Regions from separate parts of the Homo sapiens genome. Here region 2 is linked to region 1. Evidence: chromatin loops called from intact Hi-C (ENCODE). Cell type or tissue: heart right ventricle. All regions are shown on one strand.

Region 1 (5,000 bases):
ACTTGGAGAGCACTTTTGTTAGTATATCTTGCTTCTTTCCAGTATCTCATTTTTTCCAGAAAATTCTTTTGGTTAATGAAGGGTCTCTGAAAGGAGCAGGGGTAGAAGCCTTAGGTGCAGTGTGAACTTAAAAGGAATATTTCAAGAAAAGTTTGTTTGATTTGAATTTCCATGGGTAAAGGAAATCTGCTACTTAAAACGTATATCCTCTGAATTTGGAAATTTCAGCCTTCCCTTTCTGAGCAGCACAGTTTTTATTTTTCTTATTGAAATAGTAGGGGTGGACTTACCTAAATTTCTTGATTGTGTCAAAACTATCTGAGCTGGCAGCAAGCTGTAGTATAGAACCTGGTAAGTGCCTCAGGGCTGGTCGTATGCATAGTTGTGGCAGTTGCAGTATTTAAAGGTGAACATGGTATGATAAGAATGCGCGCCTCATGTGTGATTTCCAACACACATACATGCTGACGGGAGACACCAATTCCGTCTGCTGATATTAGGTTGGTGCAAAAGTAATTGCGGTTCTTGCCATTGAAAGATGGCAAAACTGCAGTTACTTTTGCACCAACCTAATACTGAGCAGCTGCCATGGCCCAGCATGGACTTAGCTGTAGCTATATCGTGAACAGGGAGGGCACAGCCCTGACTCGTGGGGCTGACAGTTCAGAGGGGGAGAAGTGGTACAGTCTTGATGAAACAAGTCTCCAGCTGATCATTTCCCCAGGAAACGATGAGAGGCAGGGCATCTTGTACCTGGCCCAGCTCAGAAGGCTGGGACACTGCTGCCCTCTCCACCTGTTATTAAGTGGCCTAAGTGGGTCACATGTGCCCATGTTCTCCCTCACTTTGAAAACATTTCAGAACCATTCCTGTCTATTTCTTGTCATGATGTGAGAATCAGTACAGGTATGATCCACTTTTGATTTTTCAGAGGTAGAATATTCTGTTTGTTCTTTCTTGATTTTGCTTTGTTTTTTACCCTCTTTTCTAGCAATTACTGGGACTTCAGCAGAGGACAGGCCTGGAAAGAACAGGGGCATTAAAGTCAGGCCAAACATTTTAGGCCCAGTTCACAGCTCAGGGATGGAGAGTGCAGGTTACACACAGCAGACACGGAGAAAGCAAGTGGGTTTGGGGGATGTGGAATTTCACCATCCCTCTGGTCTGCAAAGTCAGGGCTCTCTAAAATGTGTTTATCCTTTTGAGAAAATGCTATGTAAATGCACAGTGACAGTAGTAGAATAGTTGTCATTAGCTGAAAGTGATCAGAATGTTCTGGTGACATCTCAGGGTTTAGCAAAGAAAAAGTGGCTGTCTCAGAGGAGGCAGAGGGGACAGTTTCAGATTTGCCTTCAGAATGCTGATCTTTCATTTTTGGGGAGGCTTTATGTAATTTTCTTTTTTTTTTTTTAACAGAACGAAGTCGGCCTACTGGAGTTCTTCCAAAATGTGATAAAAGAAACTAGGGCAGAGCCAAAAAAGGTGACTAGTTGGGTCCTCAACACTTTTCTGGGCTATTTAAAGCAACAGAACCTCGCTGTCAGTGAGAGGTGAGTGAGGTCTGGGATTTCTTTCTTCCTTTGTGATGAGCTCTGTCCAGAAGTGCTGGAAATAGGGCAGGTCCATTTTTTTGCTCCTGCTGTTCTCCCTCAGGATATCCTGACATGACACAAACATCCCCTGTGGACTCCACATTCTAAATATGTTCTCTAGCCCGTGTAAAAATGTATTTATTCCTTCAAATCTGTGACTGTGCACTGTGTCCTCTGCACTGTGTCAGAGGCTGGGGGCACAAAGATGAATGAGACAGACATTTACAAACTTGTGGAGGATACAGATCTGTAAGGAAACAGCCACCCCAGGGTGATCCTGTCATGCCAGAAGCATGCACGGGGTGCTGGGAATGCACAAAAAGGGGAGTTGAACAGAGGCTGGGGAACCAACCAGGGCTCCCCTCGGGAGGGGACGTTTGAGCCATGCCCTGAAGCATTAGGGGAGAGTCGCTCTGCAGTGGGAGGGACAGATCACGCAGACAAAGCAGAGTGCGAAGCTCAGAGAGCAGCAGCACAGCAGGCTCAGGAACGCCAGAAGCTGCAGGGGCCGGAGGCAGGCAGGTGGGAATGGTGGGGACAGAGCCGCGGAGATGACCAAGGGCCACCTGGAGAACTGTGTCTGCCTTTATCACCAGCTCTTGACAGCCATAGACTACAAGCTCATGCCAGTTTCACACTGCGGAAATGCAGTGTGTCTCACTCAACTCAGGCCACTATATTCCATAGACTGGGTGGCTTCAGCAACATGTCTTTCCCATGATTTTGGAGGTGGGGAAGGTCCAGGATCCGGGTGCCAGCTGATGCATTCCTGGGTGAAGCCCTCTGCCTGGCTCACAGATGTCCTCACATGACAGGCAGGAGTTGAGGGGTGAAACAGGAAGGGGGGAGGGAGAGAAGGCCCTCCAATCTCTTCTTATAGGATCCCCATTCCCACTATGGGGACCACACCCTCGTGACCTCTTCTAGACCTCATTACTCCTCCAGGGCCCCATCCCCTAAAACCATCGCGCTTCAATATAGGAATTTGGGGTGGGACACAAATATTCAGCGTCTGAGAGCAGACTAGAAGCAGGAATTCCATTTGGGAACCTCTTTCAGGAATGCGGATGAGAAATGCCCCAGGCCTGAGCCAAGGTGGCAGTGGCTGGGTTGAAGTGAGCTAGGCCAAGTTGAGAGCAATTATCTCAATTGGCAGAACTTCCAGATTTCTTGCTTGGGCAGAGGTGAAACAGAGGGCAGACTTTTTCAATGTAGGAGGAGCTAAAGGAAAAGGAATAAACTTTATAGGCCGGGGGTGAGGGAAGATGCCGTATTCCATTTCAGACGTGCTGACTTCGAGCTGCCTGCAGGACAGACATCACCCCCACGGGGCTAACCAGTAGGCAAGATCTATGAGTCTGCAGCTGATAAGATCTTGGGGAGGTTTGCAGTTGAGAGTTATCTCGTTGGTTCATTATTCAGCTCATGTTCACTTAGCCTCTGCTGTGTGCTAAGGTCTGTGCCCAGCATGAGAAGCGCAGTTCCTGGGACAGACACCAGCCCTGAATCAAAGCACAGGCAGCCTTGAAGCTGGTGGCTACAGTCAGTGACAGGGGTGCTCTGAGAGGGGAAGAAGGTAGCAGCTAAGCTAAGACCTGAGGAGAGGATGAGCAGGGACAGGCCAAGGCTGACAGGGAAAAGTGTTCCAGGCATGGGGAAAAGCACGTGGAGAAATCTGAGGTGAGTCTGGGCATGAGAGTTTGGGGAATCCAGGGACACAGCACAACGTAAGTGGAACATGGACTCAGCAGCATCTGTACTTGAAGCTGTTGGACAGATGAGAACTTTCAGGGAGGGTGCAGCGTGCCAGGGTGGCTGGGGAACGAACCTGAAGCTCTTTAGCCTTTAACTGGGAAGCGTGCACAGAGAAGGAAATGCAGGCGCGATGGCACAGAAGTAGAAGGAAAACCAGGAAACTGGGGGGTGGGGGGGGGGCGGGGCGGGGACTGGTGACACAGAAGCCAAGGGAGAGGCAAGTTTCAAGAAGGAAAGAATGGGCAGTAGGTGTCACTTTGGGGCATCAGAAAGAGAGTTCTCTGGGGGCACATAGGCAGGTGGCAGGGCCCTTGCAAGGTCCCGGGGCAGGGGGAGCCCAGGCTGGGTGGGTGTGTCATTGTCTCAGCAGCATCCCGGGGAGTGAAGACAGACAGATATTGACAAATAACTCCCAACAGTTGTTTGCCCAAATAAGTTAACTCTAGATGGTGTCAACTCCATGTTCAGCCACTGGATATGGATGCACACATCCATGTGTTAGTGTGGCCCGGGTGTTAGTTCCCTTCCCGACTCGGCTGCTCAGCTTGAATGAGTTCCCCCTCTGACCCTCAGTTTCCTCACTGTAAAATGAAAATGGCAGGACGTGCCTCAGAGAGCTTTTGAGGGAAAAAGTCACAGTGCCCGGCACGTTGTGGGCCTCGGTGTGAGCCACCTTCTCTTTGCCAGGGTGGTGTGCTGAATACCAGAGCACCTGCCACCCTCCTGAACTCTTGTGGCATCTGCTGCCTCTTTGTCTTTTTTTTGTTTTGTTTTGTTTTTTAGACAGAGTCTCGCCCTGTCACCCAGGCTAGAGTGCAGTGGCACAATCTCTGCCCACTGCAACCTCCACCTCCCAGTTTCAAGTGATTCTCAAGTCTCAGCCTCCTGAGTAGCTGAGATTACAAGCACCCGCCACCACACCCAGCTAATTTTTGTATTTTCTTTTTAGTAGAGACAGGGTTTCACCATGTTGGGCAGGCTGGTCTCGAACTCCTGATCTCAAGTGATCAGCCCGCCTTGGCCTCCCAAAGTGCTGGGATTACAGGCGTGAGCCACCGCGCCTCTTGGTCTTTCATCCCTGTCCTCCCGGGTTTGGCCTCTCCATTCAGAAATTCTGGTGTTGGTGCTGAAAATGTGTGGCTGTTCTGTGGAGGCAGGAGCCGTGCTGAAGAGTTTATGGATGGGATACAGCTCTACCAGAGTCTTCAAGGCTCAACAGGATTTGGTGAGGGAGAGGGCAGTGCCTACCTGGAGCCCAGGTGCAGGAACAGCAAAGAACTGGAATGATTGGGAAGGAGAGGAGCGTAGCTGGCAGGAGCAGAGGGTGGAAAGAGGCCAAGAGGTGTGGCTGTGTGCAGAGCCAGAGCTGAGCCGGAATAGGGAGCCTCTGGAACGTCAGGGGGATTCAGCCATGAACCCATCAGGTGCAGAGCCCCACTCTGCAGTGTGTGGGGGATGACCAGGACCCGGTTCTACCCCACAGGTGCTGTCAGCCTCCTGGGGAGGACTAGAACTTGTGCATCAGAATTTTAATTCAAGGCAGAATGGGATGCTTCCAGTGTTAGAACTAGACACAGTGCAGTGGGAACAGAGAGGAGGGAGATTCACACCAGCCAGAAGAGTCCAGGAAAGCTCCAAGAAGATGAGGTGTTT
Region 2 (5,000 bases), 350 kb before region 1:
TGCTCTCTGGAACCTCGAGAGTTCTGGAAGTCTTTGTGAGGATGATGGGACTTTAGCTTGCCCTGAAGTCTGGCCTGGGGAGGTAGGAGTGGGATAGGGCATGCAGGGAGGGGATTTTAGGGTGGGGGAGACGGCCAGATCCTGGAAAAAGAGGAGGCAACAAAGTAGCAGTAAAAAGAGAAGCTACTGCCGAAAACAGTTCCAGGAAAGGAAAGAAGGATTGCTCCGCAGTGTCCAGCCCTCCACAGAGGCAAACAGAGGAAGACAGAGAACAGGCCCCTGATGATTTTAAGAGGACCAATTTTGTCTCAGTAGTAAAGGTAAGATGGACTGTAGCTGGTGGGTGGGGGCGGTGGGGAAGTGAAAGGGCTCTTGGTGGTTGGTTTGTAAAAGAGCAAAGCAACCAAGGCACTGGAAACCTGCAGTGTGACCCAAAAACACACAGGCTACCCGAGCAGGTGGCAGGCATCTCTCCACCAGGAGGGAGACGCTGGAGGAAAATAGAGACTTTTAAAATGGCTTTGATGACCCAAACCCCAGGAACTGTGAAGACTAGGTTGGCAGCAATAAAGCAAACACTAGGAATAAATGAAACAGTGCTTGCCTCTAAAAACCCTGGGGAGACCCTGGCTCCTGTTTTGAGCTGGGCTGTGTCAGGAGCTCACATGTTCAGAAGCTGATTATGTGCTAGGCACTGTGTTGAGCCTTTAAAATACATACTTCCATTTAGTCCTCACAGTCAGCCTCGAAGGTAGAGAAAGTGTTCCCATTTAACAGATGAGGACACTGAGGGTATGGGAAGTCTAGAATTTATTTAAAGTTAAACACAAACTGGAGGTGATATGCAAACTCAGGTCTTTCCTTAAAACCCACACTCTTCCTACTACTACTGACTGCCCCTTACAGAAAGGATGGGATTCACTCATTGAGCACATAGTCCTCAATCACTCATGGTGTGAGCTCCTGTTTACCACACCTTTGGGATATGCCAGGCATGTTTTATGTTTTTTTACATGTGCTAACTCATGTAATCCTCACATGCCTTATGAAAAGCTCTTCTATTAATATTATTCTCATTTTGGAAATGGAGGCACAGAGAGGTTAAATAACCTACCTAAGGTCACGCAGAATAAACAGTGCAAGGATTCAAATCTAGGCAGCCTGGATCCAGAGCCCACATACTTAACCTTAATACTCATGCTGGACTGGGTGCGGTGGCTCATGCCTGTAATCCCATCACTTTGGGAGGCAGATCACTTGAGGCCAGAGGTTTGAAACCAGCCTGGCCAACATGGAGAAACCCTGTCTCTACTAAAAATTCAAAAATTAGCCAAGTGTGGTGGTGGGCACCTGTAATCCCAGTTACTCAGGAGGCTGAGGCAAAAGAATCGCTTGAGCCCCGGAGGCAAAGGCTGCAGCTGCAGTGAGCCGAGATCACACCACTACACTCCGGCCTGGGCAACAGAACGAGACTCCATTTGGAAAAAAAAAAAAAAAAAAAGCCGAAAACACCAAAGAAACAAAAACTCACGCTGTATTCTGCATCCCAGTGGATGTCCCTGTGTGCCAGGCTTCTTCTCCATCCTAATGTTTCCTGTCTAATGTGCCCACTGGAGAGGCTCTCTGGATGGGAAAGCTGACGCCACTGAAATTTTCTGGGAACAGAAGGCCAGAGGTGGTGGGTGGGAAGCTTTTGTGGCTGTCAGTTCTATGCTAATGACATCTGCTTCTTGGCAGGGGCACCTCTGATCCTAAGGTGAGATTAGTTCAGTCCCTTTCAGCACCTGGTTTTGGGATCTGAGAAGTCTGAATGTTAGGGGTAACAGTGCATGGACCAGGGAGGCAACTCACCCAACTACTCTGCTGTCCAAATAATTTTTTTTTAATTAAAAACTCCTCTTGGGAGATTATAGGGAGAGCACAAGCAGGTGGTGCTAAGAGTGAGAAAAATCTTCTCTGTCCCTTGGGGAATGACTAAGAGCAATGCCTATTCTACTGAGATTTGCAGTTCAATTTATCTTCCTTAAATGACCACATAGGAAAATGATCACAGCAGCGAAGCGACATTAGAAATGTGGAATGGATAAATAAAACTTTGGATGAGCGCACCGGCTGCTGAACCCATTTGAAAAATGGAGATCTGAGAAGCACACAGACTGAACTGTGAGAAGCCCTTGGAAGGAAGGTGTCGGAACAAATGTCAAATGTTTATCTGGACTAAAAGATAAACTGATGTGCACAAGCCCTCAGGCCCTTGCAGGTTTCCTTCTTCATGGGCAAGGCTGTGGTTTCCATAGGTCATTTCCCTGCAGTGGTTATAGCTGCTTTTAGCATAAGCCAAGAATCACCGTCGTTGGAGGTGGAAGGGGGCCTTTGGGGTCACACTGTATAGTCTGACCATCTCACTTTGCAAATGAGGATCTCAAAAGATAAAGTGACATGAGAGATGAAATGACATGGCCTGGTATTCCACGTGCATTTTCTTGGAGGATGTTTATAAAAATCAAACCAGTCGTCAGATTGGAATGTAGGCTACGTAGCAGCAGCCACTAACATCAGCAAACTCGACGACGTTCCAGATACTCGTGAGCTTTCTACGTACATGATCTCATGTAGTCTTCACAATGACCTGACGAGATTGGAACTAATATAGCCTGTATTTTCCTAGATGAGGACATCTAGGCCTGGAGAGATTCAGTGGCCTAACCGAGGTCACACTGCTAGGAAATGAGAGAGCCACGTCTCAACCCAGCCCTGGTACCACATCCCATGGAAACCCTGCTCTGCTGCCTTCTAACAAGACAAGAGTAGGAAAATGGTCAAAGGAACCAGATGTCCCTCATGGGAATATTATTCTACAATTCAAAATCATTATAAAATCCATGTACGAATATGGTAAATGTTTATTACTTAGTGTTTAGTGAAAATGCAATACTCGATGCAAAAATATTCAGAAGAAAAATGAAAGAACACTTAAACACCAACAGTTGCTGACTAGTGTGGAAAGCTCTTTTTTCTTCTGATTTTTCCCTTTTTGAATTTTCTATAATGTGGTATAGGTCTTTTGTAGTGAACAAATAAATGTAATCATTTTTCTTTAAACAACTATCACTGTGCTCACAGAATCGATAAGAAAAAGACTAAAATGAATGGTAATATATTTTCCTTTCCTTGGCAATAAAAACTAATAAGTAATTGATTTGCACCAAGAGATAGAAGATCATTTTACAAAGTCCATACACAACACAAGTCCCTTTTCACGTTTCATCAGATGCAACAGAAACTAAAATTCCAAGAATTTAAGTTTTGAAGCTACCCTATTTTTGTGACTTGCGTAGCCTAGTCTATTAATAAAAGGAGATAACCTTGCTATGTTTACCAGCATAGTGACTAATCATTCTTTCCTTCTGTCTGTAGCTGAGTTCCAGCCAACATTAAGACTCATGGACACATTGGGTTGGAAGGTTGCTTACTGTTCACCTTCCACACACTCAGGCACAGAGAGGTGAAATCACTTGCTCAACGTCTTGTGAGTCTAAATATTTAAATGCTGAAAATAAACTCTCAGCTCCTCAAGGGCAAGACCCATTCTTTATGGTGCCAATCCCAGCACCCAGGGCAGAAGGCTTCCTTTACTAGATGAGTTAAAATCTTAGTGAGGGGCCAGGATGAAAAGTCCAGTTCAATACACAGAGGCGATGGAAGAAGTGGCTCACAGTCACTAAGCACTTCTTAAGTGCCAAGGACTATGCTGAATACCTTACAGGATTCACTTACAGGGGCTATTCACTAAATAATCCTGTGGTAGTGGTAATATTATTTCTGTGCTGAGAAAAATGTGCCAACCTGAGCCCCTTGCCCAAAGCCATAGAGCTAGCTGGTGATGGGGTCAAGATTTTAACCTAAATTTCAGAGCCAGTCCTTTTAGCCCGACTGGGACTCACAGCACCAACTCAAGCCCTTAGGCAGGTTTTCATTCCCAAAGAGTTCAGAAACTTGCCCGAAGGAAGAAGGGGAACTAGACTGAGTGCCAAATGTCTGTAGGCCTGAAACATGACCAACATATTTGTTGCAATTCAGTAAACCTTAAAATGACCACCTCATAAAAACCAATCCGTGCCTCTTCCACTCTTCTCCATACTCAAGCTTGCCTCCAAGTAAAATAAGTTGTATTAGCCTGTGGTCAACTTGCTCTTAGTTACTTAGGGTGGGCACTCATTTTTAATAGAACTTGTGTTCAAATGTAAACATGCTAACTCAGCATTCATTCAATGTACATATCTCAAGTTTCAGGCCTGTGCAAGGCATGAGGTAAGGATGTGGTAGCAAAGTTCTTTTTTAATATAGCATCTGACCTCAAGATTTTTTTTTTTTTTTTTGAAATGGAGTCTCACTCTGTTGTCTAGGCTGGAATGCAGTGGCACAATCTCAGCCTACTACAAACTCCACCTCCCAAGTTCAAGCGATTCTCCTGCCTCAGCCTCCCAAGTAGCTGGGATTACAGGCGTCCACCACCACACCCAGCTAATTTTTGTATTTTTAGTAGAGATGGGGTTTCACCATGTTGGTCAGGCTGGTCTTGAACTCCTGACCTCAGGTGATCCACCTGCCTCAGCCTCCCAAAGTGCTGAGATTACAGGCGTGAGCCACCACGCCTGGCTGACCTCAAGAATTTTTAAATCCATCAGCTTTCACTGTGAGCCAGATGGATTCAAAGGAGGCCAATAGGTGATGCCTTTGCTGTTGTTCATTAATAGTGAGGATTGCATGCTCATATGTTTGCCAGAGGAATTATGTAAATATTTGTATATTCTAATACCCATCAAGGTGGGCCTCAACTCCCTGCACTGAAAAGACTGAGTTCTGTTTCCTCTGTTAAAATTAAGTGGTCCTGGTTGAATTCAGGGTACACTGTCTTAACCAGTCAATGTGTAGAGCCAGTAAAATTGGCATCGAAGGAAAGAAAGAGAAAGGAACAAGCAGACATAAGATAACTGAGA

Evidence for each region. Peaks named below come from ENCODE experiments on the same cell type or tissue, not always from the same donor. Only the 100,000 strongest peaks of a DNase experiment are listed, where the experiment ranks them.
Region 2: it touches region 1 in a loop (5-fold over the local background); 4 of 110 quality-filtered maps call a loop at or near these places.

The regions. Positions count from the first base shown.
Region 1 is chr4:151,685,180-151,690,179 of GRCh38, reverse strand. It overlaps GATB (glutamyl-tRNA amidotransferase subunit B), which reads left to right. Exons shown (of 13, transcript NM_004564.3): 10 at 1,417-1,550. Among named protein-coding and RNA genes, the nearest start is that of GATB, 73 kb to the left of the region's middle. RefSeq lists enhancers at 1,717-2,217, 2,218-2,718. In heart right ventricle, no CTCF peak of the experiment used is centred here; no DNase peak of the experiment used is centred here; H3K4me3 peaks cover 648 bases; H3K27ac peaks cover 4,631 bases.
Region 2 is chr4:152,036,888-152,041,887 of GRCh38, reverse strand. No RefSeq gene overlaps it. Among named protein-coding and RNA genes, the nearest start is that of LINC02273, 61 kb to the left of the region's middle. RefSeq lists a silencer at 327-406. In heart right ventricle, no CTCF peak of the experiment used is centred here; a DNase peak (open chromatin) is centred at 2,647; H3K27ac peaks cover 4,923 bases.